Linked DNA regions of Homo sapiens: region 1 is linked to region 2. A link is an interaction called in ENCODE POLR2A ChIA-PET data of the cell type or tissue named here. Cell type or tissue: GM12878. All regions are shown on one strand. Links, peaks and the distances in the headings refer to the core of each region. The heading gives the core; the rest is flanking DNA. Region 1 overlaps LHFPL2 (LHFPL tetraspan subfamily member 2). Region 2 overlaps LHFPL2 (LHFPL tetraspan subfamily member 2).

Region 1 (2,804 bases), core at 113-2,612, 68 kb before region 2:
TGCAGGACTTAGGATGGTTCCTCACGCTAAGTGCTCAGAAAGTGTTACTGATGATTATCAGGTATTCCAAATCCCTAGGAAAAAGTGGTGCCTGTTAAACAGCTATAATGCAGAGATACCTGGTTTTAGAGTCAGTGGCTCTGAGTTGAGTCTGGACCCATGCCCTGCCAGCCTACACTCAAAAACACTGATCTTTCTGGAACTTGCAAGCTGCATCCTTTTGGCTCATTCTGATTAGCCTTTTCTGGGCCTCCATTTCCAGGGAGTTTGTAGTGCAGGCAGTATTTGGGTCTAGAGGTAGAACCCAGATGTGGCTTGCAATTCCAAGCTACATGTCCTGTTGCAATGGCAGCTTCAGGTATTAGGTCCCACCAAAGTGAATATCCAAATTTTATTTTAGGTAGAAAGAAAACTATAGTAATGAACATGATAAGTGCCTCTCTTGGGACTCTTAAAAGCAACATTTTACCCAATGCTTACTGCTCTTAGATACAAACAAGAAGCAAATAGCTGATCTCTAGAATTTACTCCAAAAAGCTTTAATATATGCCTTGGGGGCTGGGCCCACAGTGGCTCACACCTGTAATCCCAGCACTTTGGGGGGCTGAGGTGGGTGGATCACGAGGTCAGGGGTTCGAGACCACCCTGGCCAACATAGCGAAAGCCTGTCTCTACTAAAAAGACAAAAATTAGCCGGGTGTGGTGGCATGCATCTGTAGTCCCAGCTACTCAGGAGGCTGAGGTAGGAGAATCGCTTGAACCCGGGTGGCGGAGGTTACAGCGAGCTGAGACGGCACCATTGCACTCCAGTCTGGGTGACAGAGCAAGACGCTATCTCAAAAAAAATGTGTGTGTGTGTGTGTGTGTGTGTGTGTGTGTGTGTGTGTGTGTGTGTATGCATCTGTCTGTCTATCTTGGGGTTAATGATGCAATTCCCAGTTTTTGCTAAGATTGTGCCCAAGAGAAAAGTGAACTGAAGACATTCTTAGCACAATAGTACTTCTTGAGAAGAAGAACTCTGCTAATTTAGGGAGAGTGCCTGTTTGTTCCTTCATTTATCCAGTCATTCAGCAAATACCTAGGGAGCCACTCCCTTGGGCCAGGCTCTGTTCTGGGCTCTGGTAACACAGCAAGTACCAAGAGTAGGCCTCTACTCTTACAGAGTACACATTAGAAGAAAAAAAAAAAACCCATACACCTCTGTTTTCAAAGGACTTCCATAGACCCTGGAAGCTCCCTTTTTGACTCAGAAGAGCTGTACTGGAATGCAGCATGTTGGGTGTCCTTGCCTTCCACTCTCCAGCCTGGTCAGAGGGAAGTGATCTGGCTGGGGCTGGGGGTGGTAGCAGGGTATGGCTAGTCCTGTGGGTCTTCCAAAGGGAGAAGGGGAGGCCTATTTGTTTCTGTACTTTAGAAAGTATTCAGTTTTAGTGGCTGAGCACAACTACTGGCCAGTGAATCAAATTGTTTCGCATGCAATGAAAACAAACAGCTTGCAGTGTACTGAGCACCATAGAGACAGCCCTGGGGCAAGTGAGAGCCAGACAGGCACTGGGCGACTCTGTGGCTCACTGAGGAAAAAAAGAACTAAACATGGGCAAAGGAGATCCAAGGAAGCTGAGAGGTAAAATGTGATATGCATTCTTTGTCCACACTTGTTGGGAGGAGCACAAGAAGAAGCACCCAGATGCTCAGTCAGCTCCTCAGAGTTTTCTAAGAAATGCTCAGAGAGGTGCAAGACCATGTCTGCTAAAGAGAAAGTGAGATTTGAAGACATGTCAAAGATGGACAAGACCCATTATGAAAGAGAAATGAAAACCTATGTCCTTCCTAAATGGGAGACAAAAAAGAAGTTCGAGGATCCCAATGTACCCAAGAGGCCTCCTCTGGCCTTTTTCTTGTTCTATTCTGAGTGTCGCCCAAAAATCAAAGCAGAACATCCCGGCCTACCATTGGTGAGTTGTAAAGAAATTGGAAGAGATGTGGAAGGGCACTGCCGCAGATGATAAGCAGCCTTATGAAAAGGCTGTGAAGCTGAAGGAAAAATATGAAAAGGATATTGCTGCATAGTGAGCTAAAGGAAAGCCTGATGCAGCAAAAAAGTGAGTTGTCAAGGCTGAAAAAAGCAAGAAAAAGAAGGAAGAGGAGGAAGATGAAGATGATGATGAATAAGTTGGTTCTAGCACAGTTTTTTTTTCTTATCTATAAAGCATTTCAACTCCCTGTATGCATTTCACTTCTTTTAAAGAAATTGAAATGGAAGACTATGTAACAATTGTTTTGAAATTGTACATTGTCTTTTTTGTATAGTTAACACACTACCAAATGTTATCTTTAGATACCCTGTGCTGGTGGTATTTTATTTTATTTTCCTTTTGAGATGAAGTCTCTCTCTGTCACCCAGGCTGGAGTACAATGGCATGATCTCAGCTCACTGCAACCTTGTCCTCCTGGGTTCAAGCGATTCTCCCATCTCAGCCTCCTGAGTAGCTGGGACTACAGGTGCACGCCACCACACCTGGCTAATTTTTTGTATTTTTAGTAGAGATGGGGTTTCACCATGTTGGCCAGGCTGGTCTCGAACTCCTGACCTCAAGGGATCTGCCTGCCTTGGCCTCCCAAAGTGCTGAGATTACAGGCGTGAGCCACCATGCCCGACCCTGATGATATTTTCAATAGCCACTAACCTCTCCTGATACAGTATGGGGCTTGTAAACTGGCATGTAAATTTAAAGCAGGCTGTCGTTGGTGCACAGCACAAATTAGTCAATATATGGGGTTAGTAGTGTTTTCATCTTCAGTTG
Region 2 (2,804 bases), core at 29-2,528:
AAGAAATGATTAGAACTCAGTTATCCTGGTGTTTGCCAGTTGAGATCAAGCCAACATCTGTACTTGTCTTTCTTTCCCAGAGGGCATGACAAGGAAAGAGAAAGAGAAGAGTTCAAAGAATTAAAAACAGAGTTTTCATTAGGATAACATTTGGGGTCAGGTAAACATCTCTTTCGAGTTTCATTGAAAAATTCCAGGAGGCCAAGGGCAAAAATCTCTGGAAGACTTGTTTCAAGGAGTGTAGCTCAGTGGAAAGTTCACTTTTAAAAAAATTTAAGAAAACTGAATATGATATTGCTTAGGGGAGTCTAAAAAAAAAAAAGCTCAAAGGACATCAGAAAAACAAAATTGTCTTTTTCTCGTTTAGAAAGTGTGGAAGGCCTGGGAAAGATTTTCTCCAGTGACTAGGAAATATTTCTTCATTGTATGTAAGCTACTCTCCTTTTAGGAGCTGTGGAGTCATTTCTTAAGGCTGTGAGCTTGAGTCTTGAATGGACTCAGCTTGGGGAGAGTGCAGTATGACTGTCCGTAGTGAGCCAGGCAAATGGACCCGTGTACGGCAGATAGCCTAGTTCTTGGTCGTTCACTTTTGTGTTGTTCCAGTTGCCAGTTTCAGCGTTTAAATGGCACCTTTTATGTGAGTTGAGCTCTTATTTAACTTAAAAAAAATGTTGAGAGAAACAGCCCCCTTTGACTCTGAAGGAAATAAAATCACAAGTCAAGATACCAATGGGAGATTGTGGAATTTCTGTCCTGGAGATCCTCAGAAGTAGAACATAAAAATTAGGTCACTTAAGTAAGTCTGCTTGGAGGCTGACCAAGATGGCCTTTTGCAGTGTTCCAAGTTTATGAAACAACTCATGTTGATATTCATATACAGTTAGGGCATCAGGACGATCAGTCCTTTGTTACCTTATCCTGTGACTTCTTAAAATGTTTTGACTTCCCTGTGCCTGGAAGGCCTGCGTCTCTCATTTGCACTGTATGATATTGTTGCTTGTGGAAATTTAGGAATGAGTGGGAGGGAGGAAGTAAGAGGGGTTATCCTTTTAGAAAACATTTGATCTTTTCAGAGGATGGCACTGAGAGGACACTTGGCATAGACAGAGCTGACTGGACTGAACCTATTAACAAAATCTCTAAAGAACTGCACTTAGCTTGTGGGTACTTCCTGTAAAGAACTATTGCATTGCCAATGATCAAGTTTGCTGGCTTTAAATGATCTATAAAATGCTAAAAGATTGCTTGGTTCAATGTCACTGGAAGCTATTTCACTTTAAAAAGTTAAGAAGACTGTTGGTATCTATATAACAAATCTGCCTATGTACCCCTGAACCTAAAGTAAAAGTTAAGAAACAAACAAACAAAAAAAGATTGTCAGAAGATTTTAAATTCATCTGGCTCCAGTGGGAGCCTAGAATGACAAAGAATTGAAAAGTCAAAGAAAAGGTTATTAGTGGAATGTCAAACCACAGTGAACATAGTTCTTGGTGACTTGTTGAATTTCCAGTGTCCCTGGGGCCTTCTCTTCTCCTGCAAATTGTATCCAGTTCAGACGCCTACAGCATAGTGGCAAACCAGTTTCCCTCCCTCCACTGCCCTTAAAGAGACACAGCTCATGGTTCATGAGCACCTGTGGGGAGGACTTGTTTTTTTAGGAATGGGAGAAATTTAAGGCTGATAAAGGTGCTCAGCGGACAGGAGAGCAAAAGGTAAAATTGGGAGACTTACCTTTACGTATTTATTTACTTTTTCGTGGGTAATTTATGAAGACTCTAATTTCTTTCATTCATTCTTTTTTGAGTAAAAATTTATCTTTTTTTTTTTTTTGAGATGGAGTCTCGCTCTGTTGCCCAGGCTGGAGTGCAGTGGCGCGATCTCGGCTCACTGCAAGCTCCGCCTCCCGGGCTCACGCCATTCTCCTGCCTCAGCCTCCGGAGTAGCTGGGACTACAGGCACCCACCACCACGCCCGGAGAATTTTTTGTTTTTTTAGTGGAGACGGGGTTTCACCGTGTTAGCCAGGATGGTCTCGATATCCTGACCTCGTGATCCACCCGCCTCGGCCTCCCAAAGTGCTGGGATTACAGGCGTGAGCCACTGCGCCCGGCCAGATTTATCTTACATATTTTGGCTGGGCACAGTGGCTCATCCCTGTAAGATTGCACCAGGCCACTGCGCTCCAGCATAGGTGACAGAGCAAGACCCTGTCTCCAAAAAGAAAGTTTTACAAATTTAAATTAGAAGATTAAATGACCTCTGCGACTCTACTTCTTGAAATTGTCCAGTCTGTGCAGGATGAAGACTTTTCCAGAGACCTAGAAACTAAATTACACTATCTTCCCTTTGTTTTTCTTCTCTTTGTCTTTTGTAGTGTGTGTGTTATTTTCCTGGTCAGGGAAAAATAAAGGAGAGAACTCTTAAGCTATAACATTTTGTTTTAGTGCTGTTTTCTTTGCTTGTTCCATTTTAAAAAGACACATTCATTAAAATAAAACCTATGTTTTTAGTTATTTCTCTCTTTTGACATTTTGTGGAGTTAGTTTTGCCATGTGGGTTTTTCTTTTTTTCTTTTTTTGAGATGGAGTCTCGCTCTGTCACCAGGCTGGAGTGCAGTGGCGCAATCTTGGCTCACTGCAACCTCCGCCTCCCAGGTTCAAGTGATTCTCCTGCCTCAGCCTCCCGAGTAGCTGGGACTACAGGTGCGTGCCACCACGCCCGGCTAATTTTTTTGTATTTTTAGTAGAGACGGGGTTTCACCATATTAGCCAGGATGGTCTCGATCTCCTGACCTTGTGATCCACG

The links. ChIA-PET counts read pairs that join two places held together with the same protein. Peaks named below come from ENCODE experiments on the same cell type or tissue, not always from the same donor. Only the 100,000 strongest peaks of a DNase experiment are listed, where the experiment ranks them.
Region 1: POLR2A ChIA-PET joins it to region 2 with 5 read pairs; 4 of 35 experiments call an interaction of 5 or more read pairs at or near these places.

The regions. Positions count from the first base shown.
Region 1 is chr5:78,643,635-78,646,438 of GRCh38, reverse strand. The region is part of intron 1 of LHFPL2 (LHFPL tetraspan subfamily member 2); the gene reads left to right. It also overlaps the pseudogene HMGB1P21. Among named protein-coding and RNA genes, the nearest start is that of LHFPL2, 3.7 kb to the left of the region's middle. In GM12878, for the core only: no CTCF peak of the experiment used is centred there; no DNase peak of the experiment used is centred there; H3K4me3 peaks cover 111 bases; H3K27ac peaks cover 636 bases.
Region 2 is chr5:78,575,321-78,578,124 of GRCh38, reverse strand. The region is part of intron 2 of LHFPL2 (LHFPL tetraspan subfamily member 2); the gene reads left to right. Among named protein-coding and RNA genes, the nearest start is that of LHFPL2, 72 kb to the left of the region's middle. In GM12878, for the core only: no CTCF peak of the experiment used is centred there; no DNase peak of the experiment used is centred there.